2 separate regions of the Homo sapiens genome follow, and region 2 is linked to region 1. The links are chromatin loops, found by intact Hi-C in ENCODE. Cell type or tissue: Calu3. All regions are shown on one strand.

Region 1 (5,000 bases):
ATCGCACGCCACCCTGGGCAACAAGAGCGCAACTCCGTCTCAAAAATAAATTTTTTTTCAATTCATCTGTGAGATAGGTGATATAGATATTATCTGAGGTATAATAAGTAATAAACAAATGAATGCTTTCCTTATTAACCTTTACTATTAAGAGTGGAAATTAGATTTCCAGAAGGTAAGTATGAGACACTTGCCAGATTTTACAATTGAACTTGTACAAATGTCCAGTTACGATTAGTTTAGAAAATGTCTTGGCTTTAGAGACCTTTGCTGAATGGAGTAGAATGCTGTGCCCCATTTGTAGATTGCTGCTGTGGTAGTCTTGGTATAGTTTTATAGTTTATCATCCTTTTAAAATAATAACTGATTACATGGTTAAGATAACCCTATCAATAAGCTGGTGTTTGTTTTTTAACTAGGAAATCTCATTTTAAGTTCCAGGGCTAGATGGTTAATTGATGTTTTAAAAATAGCTGCATGTTGTGTATACATGAAAGCTAACTTTGAATTTCTTGTACATAAATATTTTAAACTTTGAAATAAAACACTAGGAAATTCTTTCATTTAGAATGAACATAGAAAATTTCATTTTTAATAGTCTCAGATTAGTCTTATCAGAAAATCTTTTTGTTTACTGCTTATTTTAACTTGAATCCCAGTGAACTGGTTTGCCGTTCCAGATGGTATTTTTCAAGAGTGCATCTCTTTGATTTCAGGAGTAGCACTGTAGATGGGTTAAGGAAAAGACCCCTCATCGTATTTGATGGAAGTTCAACAAGTACAAGCATAAAAGTGAAAAAGACAGAGAATGGAGATAATGATCGACTGAAGCCTCCCCCGCAGGCAAGCTTTACCAGTAATGCCTTTAGAAAATTATCAAATTCCTCTTCGAGTGTTTCACCCCTAATTTTGTCTTCCAATTTGCCTGTGAACAATAAAACGGAACACAATAATAATGACGCTAAACAGAACCATGACTTAACGCATAGGAAAAGTCCTTCAGGCCCTGTGAAGTCGCCACCATTGTCCCCTGTTGGAACTACTCCAGTGAAGTTAAAGAGAGCTGCTCCTAAAGAAGAGGCAGAGGCCATGGTAAGTATGGGGGTGGTTTCCATGCTGGTAAGTGGTCTGAATGAAACTTGAGCAGTCTGCCTCATGACGGGAGGTGGGTCGACTGTGCTACATTCTGTTCTTGAACCCTTTTGATGGTCTGTCTGATTTGTATAATACAACTTATTACTCCAGTACTTGAATCCTGGAATTTAAAAATCCATGGTGATTAATGTTTTTAAAAGTTCACTCAAGTTATTTCTGCTTAAAATACGTAGAGAGAGGATCTGTTAGGCAGTTTTCCTAGATTTTTCTCATTTAGTTCCTTTAACTGTCTTGGAACTAAAACAGATAAATATTCCTTTATTAGCAAGGTTTAGAACATTAAGTAATTTGTCCAGGGTCACACATTTATTAAGTAGCATTTGGGGCCTGACCTTAAGTCTGTCTGTTTGTGCATACCTTAAAACCACACCAGACACCAGAATCTTTTTAAGATTTACCACTTGCCTCGCCTACTGCTCAATTTACCTAGCTTTGTGGGGATAGCAGAAGTTGGGGAAATCTATTATGTTGTGCTCCACTATGTTGAATCATTTGGATGCTTGTTGGCACATTTAGTGCAGTTAACACAATGTATTAGAGTTTAATTTGTGAGATGATTTATATATATATAATATAAAATATATATAGGCGCTTCAGAAAAGTGCTTTTACTTTTAAATACCTAGTAGTTTAATAGCCATTATTCTGTAGAATACTTTGCCTTTATTATTATTATCATCTAATCATGTATCAAAGGGATCAAAACTCAGAAAATTCAAACATTCTAAAATAGTAGACTGGAAAAAGAAAACCACCTGACTGGTCATGAGTTTTTTACTTTTATTAGTTCATTGAATCCTTTCAGTAACTATGAAGTAGGCATCTTCGTTATTCCTATTTCACAGATAAGGAAACAGAAACTTAGTAAATTTAAATAAGTTTGTCCAGAATTCCAGAGTTATTAGTAAGCCACCAGGCTGCGATTTGAATTTAGGTTTGTTTGATCCCAGGGCACACACTTTGGAGGCCATGCTTCGTCCATACTCCTTTCAGCTACCTTTGTGGGAGAGAGGAGGAAGGTGTGGGATAAGAGTTAGAACAATAAAGCCACATCTCAAATATTGCCATAAGGAGTAAGCCTCAGAGAATTTTTTTTTTCCAGGCTCTTAAACAGCATTTCTCTACCCTACAAAATTTTACTGTTTTATAGATATGAGATATATATATATATAGAGAGAGAGAGTGTGAGAGAGCTATATGTGAAACACTAAGGATAAAAGATTCTTTTTTATGTAGGGCCCACATATAAATCTTTTTCTTCTTATTAACATTTCCCATTGACTTTGTGTTTTTGTTGTGTTGTTTGTTTTTTGAGACAGAGTCTTGCTCTGTCTCCCAGGCTGGAGTACAGTGGTGAGATATCAGCTCACTACAACCTCCGCCTCCCAGGTTCAAGCAATCCTCCTGCCTCAGCCTCCCGAGTAGCTAGGATTATAGGCGCCTGCCACCACACCCAGCTAATTTTTTTTTTTTTTATTTTTGTAGAGACAGGGTTTCACCAAACCTGTTGGCCAGGCTGGTCTCAAACTCCTGACCTCAAGTGATCCACCTGACTCGGCTGGGATTACAGACGTGAGCCACCTGCCCAGCCTATTTGCATTGACTTTGGATTGTTAAATTGTAAAGTTGATGGAGGAGATAGGCTGGACAGGGAGAAAGCAGATCTGGAGCAGTCAGTGGTTTTCAACTCTGATTGTATGTTAACATCACTTGAGGAGCTTCCAAAAAAAGCAAAAAGAAGTCAGAGCCTTATCCCCCTACCTTTTATGGATTCTGGTTTAATTGGTTCTGTGATAAGACCAGGCCTGGGGCATGTTTTTAAGTGCTCTAAGTTATTCTAAACTACACACATTTGAGAACCACAGAGCTAGAGAACTCACCCCTGTTTCTTTAAATATATTCCCACCAGATGGCAGCAGTGATCTTCCATTAATACATTAATAGTAAACCTTGGTTGTTTGAAATGTTCATTTTAGTTGTTTTCTGATATTTCTGCAAGTATAAACTGATTTCTGTTCATGTCTTTCAGAATAACCTGAAGCCCCCACAAGCAAAAAGGAAGATACAACATGTTACTTGGCCCTGAAGAAAAGTTTCCAAAAATGTAAATATACTGTAACTGTAGTTTTTCAAATATGTTCATATATATTGACAATATTTACAGAAATCCTGATTATTGTGGAATTTTCTTAAGAGGTTTCAAATAGGTTTAAAAAAATAAAGGATTTATTTTCCTTCCCTTCTTCCCTCCCTCCCTTCCTTTTTTAAAATTCTTGCCTGTCTTGCCCTGATTAGGAAAGAATATCTTTTTAAACCAATGGCTTAGTATATGTCATTTATATTGACCCTACTGAAATTATTAGCTACAAATGTGCTATAAAGCATCCATTGAATTGGCCAGGCGCAGTGGCTCACGCCTATAATCCCAGCACTTTGAGAGACTGAGGTGGGCAGATCACCTGAGGTCAGGAGTTTGAGACCAGCCTGACCAACATGGAGAAACCCCGTCTCTACTAAAAAATACAAAATTAGCTGGGCATAGTGGTGCATGCCTGTAATCCCAGCTATTCAGGAGGCTGAGACAGGAGAATCGCTTGAACCTGAGAGGCGGAGGTTGCGGGGAGCCAAGATCGCACCATTGCACTCCAGCCTGGGCAACAAGAGCGAAACTCCATCTCAAAAAAAAAAAAGCATTCAGTGAATTTTCGGAGTTACTCTCATTAGCCTTGTTCAGAGTCTTTGGGGGAAATTTGAGATTTTTGAGATTTTTTTTAAAAACTCAAATATTTTACTAGTTTGCCTGCCATTTTATTTCTTTTACAAAGCAGAAGCATATACCAATTTATCACAGTATTTTAGTAAATACTGCAACATTCATCCTTAAATGTTCACCAAGAAAAGCATCTTTGTAGTAGTGCTGGAAAACTATTCAGAATATACAGATAAAAATGCTGTTCTTTAATTGCTTACATTGCTTCTTCCCATAAAAAGCAAAAAGGAATCAGTGCTTGCTATTGCTCCTTTCCTTGAAGTTGTAACAATTGATACATATATTATGAGTTGACTGGTCGATTCTGTACCTGGCCCATCCTTTAGAATGTTCTTGTCATGTAGCAGTCCTACGTACTCTTTTCATGAGCAGTCTGTGATCTCACTCTGTGAGTTCAGCTATTACTCGCTCGTGGGAGCTTAATCTTTTCAAAATGAAGTTGATTTAAAAAGTCTTCAGGCAGAGTAATCATGTTAGAGGTGGTATTCGATGGAAGAAAGTTTAGAGAGTTAGGAGTGGGGGTAGAATTCTAGAATTTATAAGAGTCCAGGAAGCATAGCAGTCAGGGGCAAAAATTAGCGTAATATGGAGTAGGCAATAGAGGAGCTACTGGAGTCAGAAGTCACTGCAGAGTGCAACATAGGAAGATGGACTCCTAGCTTACATGAGATTCCCTGCAGCTGTAATATAGACAATTCCCACATGGCTGTTCTACACAGAATTACCTGCTAAGATTTTTTGTTTATTTTTGTTTGAGTGGTATTTTCACTCCAATTGTATAATGGAAATCAGTGGGAAAATAGGGTTTACCTTATATTCATGAGTTCTAGTTTCTACTGTTCTGCTATGTGTTTCTAAGCAAGAGCAAAGGATACTTCATACTTTTTTCGTTATATGATTGATCTTCAAATTGGGATTTACCTTTTTCAATATGTTTTAAAGTAGTCTTATTCCTCTTTTGATTTGTTAAACAAGCATTTTAGTTCAGCTATTGAATAGCCTTCCAAAAAATTAATTCAGCCTTGCAGGTAAGTACCATACTAAGACTTTAACCCAATAGTTTTTAATCATTCTGC
Region 2 (5,000 bases), 630 kb after region 1:
CTTCTACCACTTAGACACCCCTTCTAACCCATGGTCCCACCATCTTTTCTCCCTCTCCCCGGCCTCACTTCCCTCTTCCCCAGCCCTGATGGGCCGTAGTGCCAATCATTTTCCCATTCTTGTGTTAGCCTCTGTCCCTTTGTCTCTTTCTCAATTTGTCTCATTCAGCTAAATCCCAACCCTGGTTAAATCTGACCTCCCACCTCCTCTGTACCTGAGCCCAGAAGGTTAAATTCACTGGTCTCTGCCTCTGCCTTACCTTCCTACAGTCTGTGGTCACCTGCAGGCACAGTGATCTTTTTGAAGCTGAAGTCAGATCATGTTGTTTCTCTGTTCTGTATTCCTCAATGGTGTTTCATCTCTCTCAGAGTAAAATACAAGACTCTTCAAATGCCTCCCCTTTCCTGCCACCCAACACCTCTCTGACTCTCTCTTCCTGTTCCTTCCCCTCTGCCTTCTCTGCTCCAGGCATGCCAGCCTTGTAACTGGTCCTTGAACTCACCAGATGTGTCTGCCCCAGGACATTTGTACCTGTGGGTCCTGCTGCCTGGAATGATTTTTGCCCTGGGTATTCACATGGTTTGCTCCTTCAGGTCTTTGCTCAAATGTTACCGTCTTAGTGCTGCCTTTCATAATCATTCTATTCAAAACTAATCCTCTCTCACTCTGCCTTTCCTTCTCCTTCTCCCTGCTTAATTTCCCCAGAACATTTAGTTTCTTCTCATATCTTACATAATTTTTCATTTATTAGGCTTATTGCTTTTCTCTCCAGATAAGTATGTAAGCTCTATAATGTCTGATTGTTTTGTTATTATATCCCCAGTGTGCAGCACACATAAGTATCTGCTAAATGAATATTTCAAAATTATATAAACATATATATGCATACACACATGAACAAAATGCTAGAATATTATACTCTTGTGTAAGAATTTATGCTTTATATATGTAATACTTAAAATGTGAACAAACATGTAATACTTCTATGGTCTAAAAAATCAAGAAAATTAAAAACAAATATTTTCATGGGCTGCACCAGCTCCCTTGTTCCCTGCAATTCATATGGGGCTTCCCCAAAGAATGTGCACTCCCACAGGCTGCCTTAACAGAGGCCTGTCTCCCCATACAGGCCTGGGACCTCCAGCCTGCCCAGATCCACAGAGAAGCCCCTGGCTCCTTGCCTGAAGGGTTTGACCTGGAGAGGGAGGGGGCAGTTGAATCCAGGATGAGATCTCCTTGCATGGGCAAGCCCCAGAAAGAACCCTCATGTTCCCCTCTGGAGAGTTGAATGAAGAACAGTCTCTTCAGCACCTGTGCCTTGGGAAGATGGTTTTGTTTGTTTGTTTGTTTGTTTTTGTTTTTGCTTTAGATGGAGTCTCGCTCTTTCACCCAGGCTGGTGCAGTCTGGGCTCACTGCAACTTCCTCCTCCCAAATTCAAGTGATGTTCGTGTCTCAGCCATTCCAGTTACTGAGACTACAGTTGCGCGCCACCACACTCGGCTAATTTTTTGTATTTTTAGTAGAGACGGGGTTTCACCATGTTGTCCAGGCGGGTCTCAAACTCCTGACCTCGGGTGATCTGCCCACCTCGGCCTCCCAAAGTGCTGGGACTACAGACATGAGCCACCACGCCCAGCCAGGGAGACTCTTATGTTGCATGTTCCGATGCAACACTTTGATGCAGGACTAGCCAGAACTTTTGTACTCAAAAGTAAAAGGTGCACACAGTGGCTGGGCACGGTGGCTAACACCTGTAATCCCCCAGCACTCTGGGAGGCCGAGGCAGGCAGATCACGGGGTCAAGAGATTGAAACCATCCTGGCCAACATACTGAAACCCCATCTCTACGAAAAATACAAAAATTAGCTGGGCATGGTGGTGCGCACCTGTAGTCCCAGCTATTCAGGAGGCTGAGGTGGAAGAATCGCTTGAACCCAGGAGGTGGAGATTGCAGTGAGCCAAGATCCCGCCACTGCACTCCAGCCTGGCAACAGAGTGAGACTCCGTCTCAAAAAAAAAAAAAAAAGTGCACACAGTTGTGCCACTGTCAGGATGGCTCTCTCCAACAATAAGTTGATCCCATATTAACTTCAGATGCACAAGTCAGACTGCAGAGTTGGGAGTGTCCTGCTGCTATGGGAGAAAATTAGGTATCCACTAGGCCTCCTTGCCATGTGAAGTCCTCAGAGAGCATTGCCTTCTGGCAGTAAAGTGGAGAAAATAGCTTACGGCTATATTTAAAAGGTGAATTGTTACATTAAAATTATGTGTACAACATTCACAGGAGGAAGCAGTCCAGCCCCTTGATATTAGTAGTGGGTCTATCTGAGACAAGCTCTGAGCAGACTCGAGGACCTGCTGGGGGCCTGCTGTGGGGGGTTGGCAGTAAAGCAGGTGTCAGCAATTAGCATGATTGCCACCTGGCCTGTAAGGATCTCCACTTTCCATAGTGTCTTTGTGTGTCACCTCCCATGCTGTACCAAGTCATGTCACTTCTTTCTGTCTTGCCCTCACTCTCCTCTGCCCCTTGGAATATGCTTTCTGGAGGACATCAGCCTCCATGTCATGTTCAGCCCTATAGAGAGGCCTGCGTGGCAAGGAACTGAAGCTTCCTACCAGCAAGTATGTGATCCCCAGCCCCGGTCAAGCACTCAGATGCTACAGCTCCAGCTATAGCTTGATTGCAATCTTATCAGAGACCCTGAGCCAGCACCACCCACAAAAGCCACTCCCAGATTCCTGACTCAGAAACCTTGTAATAAAAACAGTCGTTATCTCTAGATACTCTGTGTTGAGGTTACTCAGCAAGAGATGACTAATAATAATTTTGGTATGTGGAAGTAGAGCACTGCTACAACACATACCTAAAACATGAGTGTCTTTAGAACCAAGCAGTGGGCACTAGCTGGGAGGCCTTACGGAAAGCATTCACGAAAGCCTAAATTGCTTGGGACAGGCTGTCAGTAGCATTTGAATTTGAGGAGGTGACTGATAGGGGCATAAAGGAAAGTGAGGAAAATTTGATTGGATGTGAGAGAAAATGGGGTCCTTGTTATGTGGTGGTAGAAAACTGAGCAACACCACTGCATGCAGTAATTCAGGAGTTAGGAGATGATTTAATAAACTGGGTGATCTAGCCAAGGATGTTGTTCAAGGCAGAGAGTTGAAGGTACTGCCTGGTGTCTTCTTATTGCTTATGGTAAAATATGAGAGAAGAGAGATACACTGAAGAGAAAGGAGTCAAAATTTGCTGTTTTTGAAGATTCCCAGCCTCTTCAGATGGCAATTGATGCTACAATTAAGAAATGGCTTCTGAGCAAAGATCAAACACAGGAAACTCTCAGCAAAGCATAGTTCAGAGATGAAGCCAAGTGTGTGACTGAAAAATCCTTTGTTAAGACCTCAGAATGATCAAAGATTGTGCCTCTGAATACCATTAAGCCAGACAAAAGGCCCTCTAAAATTTTAAATGTATGCTTCACAGATCCTCTCCATTACACAAGAGAGCTTCTACGATGCTTAAGGAAGCTGTTCCTCAGCAGAAATCCAAAATGGAGAAGGACTTACATCGAAGAGAATTGGGGGTGTCACTTTTGTCTAATGGAGTAAACCCCAGTGAGATTCACATGAGACCCACAATGTTTTTAAGAGACTTACATCACCAGAAACACCTCTAGCTTGGACTGACACAGACAGTTCACAAAGAAGAGAGAACTTCGGATCTCTTAAGCAGAAGAAGCTGAAAAACCCATACATAGTACCTGTCATGAAAAAAAATAGATGACTCAGAGGTGGGTCCAAGAGCCCAGAAAATGGAATTAAGAGCTATGAAGCTATTGCTGGGCAGTGTAGGACTGAGTCCTGAGAAAGGGACTCCCACCATTGCCCAGAGGGACTGCTATGGACAATGACTCCCTTTTGCTCCCATTTTCCCTCTTTCAAAACAAGAATGTTTATACAGTTATTCCCTGCCTGTTACACCAATGTCAGGTGTGTGCAGGACAGACAGATATCTTGTCTTCTTATGTCACAGGTTTTCAGATTGAGAATTATGTCTGAGGAACTACACCTGAGGAACTTCTTCAACACTTGGATCTGATTTTGAGAGTAAGATTTCAGACTTTGAGCTGATTCTGTAATGGGGATAAGATTTTGCTGGGGGAGCAAGGGGGAAGATCTAGGTAGGGCTGGTGTGTCTATCATGCAGAGGAACATGAATCACTGGTGGCCAAAGCATGGGCTGTGGTTGCCAGTCTCTAGGATGACCCCTCCCACGTGTCAGGGTCAGTCTGTGTGAGCAGAAGACAACAGAAGTGATGGTATGTTACTTCTTTTTTTTTTTTTTTTTTTTTTTTTTTTTTTTTGAGACTGTTTCTCACTCTGTTGCCCAGGCCAGAGTGCACTGGCACAATCTTGGCTCATTGCAACCTCCACCTCCTGGGTTCAAGTGATTCTCCTGCCTCTGTAGCAGGATGAGCCACAGACAAAACCCCTCAGACACCGAGTTAAAGAAGGAAGGGCTTTATTCGGCCAGGAGCATCGGCGAGACTCAAATCTCAAAAACCGAGCTCCCCGAGTGAGCAATTCATGTCCCTTTTAAGGGCTTACAACTCTAAGGGAGTCCATGTGAGAGGGTTGTGATCGATCGAGCAAGCAGGGGGTACATGACTGGGGGCTGCATGCACTGGTAATTAGAATGGAACAGAACAGGACAGGGATTTTCACAATGATTTTCCATACAATGTCTGGAATCTATAGATAACAGAACCAGTTAGGTCAGGGGTCAATCTTTAAGCAGGCCTAGGGTGTGGCACCAGGCTGTCTGCCTGTGGATATCATTTCTGCCTTTTAGTTTTTTTACTTCTTCTTTCTTTGGAGGCAGAAATTGGGCATAAGACAATATGAGGGGTGGTCTCCTCTCTTATTCCCCCCCTTTGAGAACCTCGCTCATTAGTGGGAGTTCTCACTTTTATTTTCACTACCCGTGTCTTCTTGCAAT

What was found. A loop is a pair of places that touch in the nucleus more often than their neighbours do. Peaks named below come from ENCODE experiments on the same cell type or tissue, not always from the same donor. Only the 100,000 strongest peaks of a DNase experiment are listed, where the experiment ranks them.
Region 2: it touches region 1 in a loop (5-fold over the local background); 2 of 110 quality-filtered maps call a loop at or near these places.

Annotation. Positions count from the first base shown.
Region 1 is chr2:105,342,132-105,347,131 of GRCh38, forward strand. C2orf49 (chromosome 2 open reading frame 49) reads left to right here. Exons shown (of 4, transcript NM_024093.3): 3 at 717-1,092; 4 at 3,184-5,000. The coding sequence ends at 3,240. Among named protein-coding and RNA genes, the nearest start is that of C2orf49, 7.1 kb to the left of the region's middle. In Calu3, no CTCF peak of the experiment used is centred here; a DNase peak (open chromatin) is centred at 3,041.
Region 2 is chr2:105,974,643-105,979,642 of GRCh38, forward strand. No RefSeq gene overlaps it. Among named protein-coding and RNA genes, the nearest start is that of ECRG4, 89 kb to the right of the region's middle. In Calu3, no CTCF peak of the experiment used is centred here; a DNase peak (open chromatin) is centred at 2,709.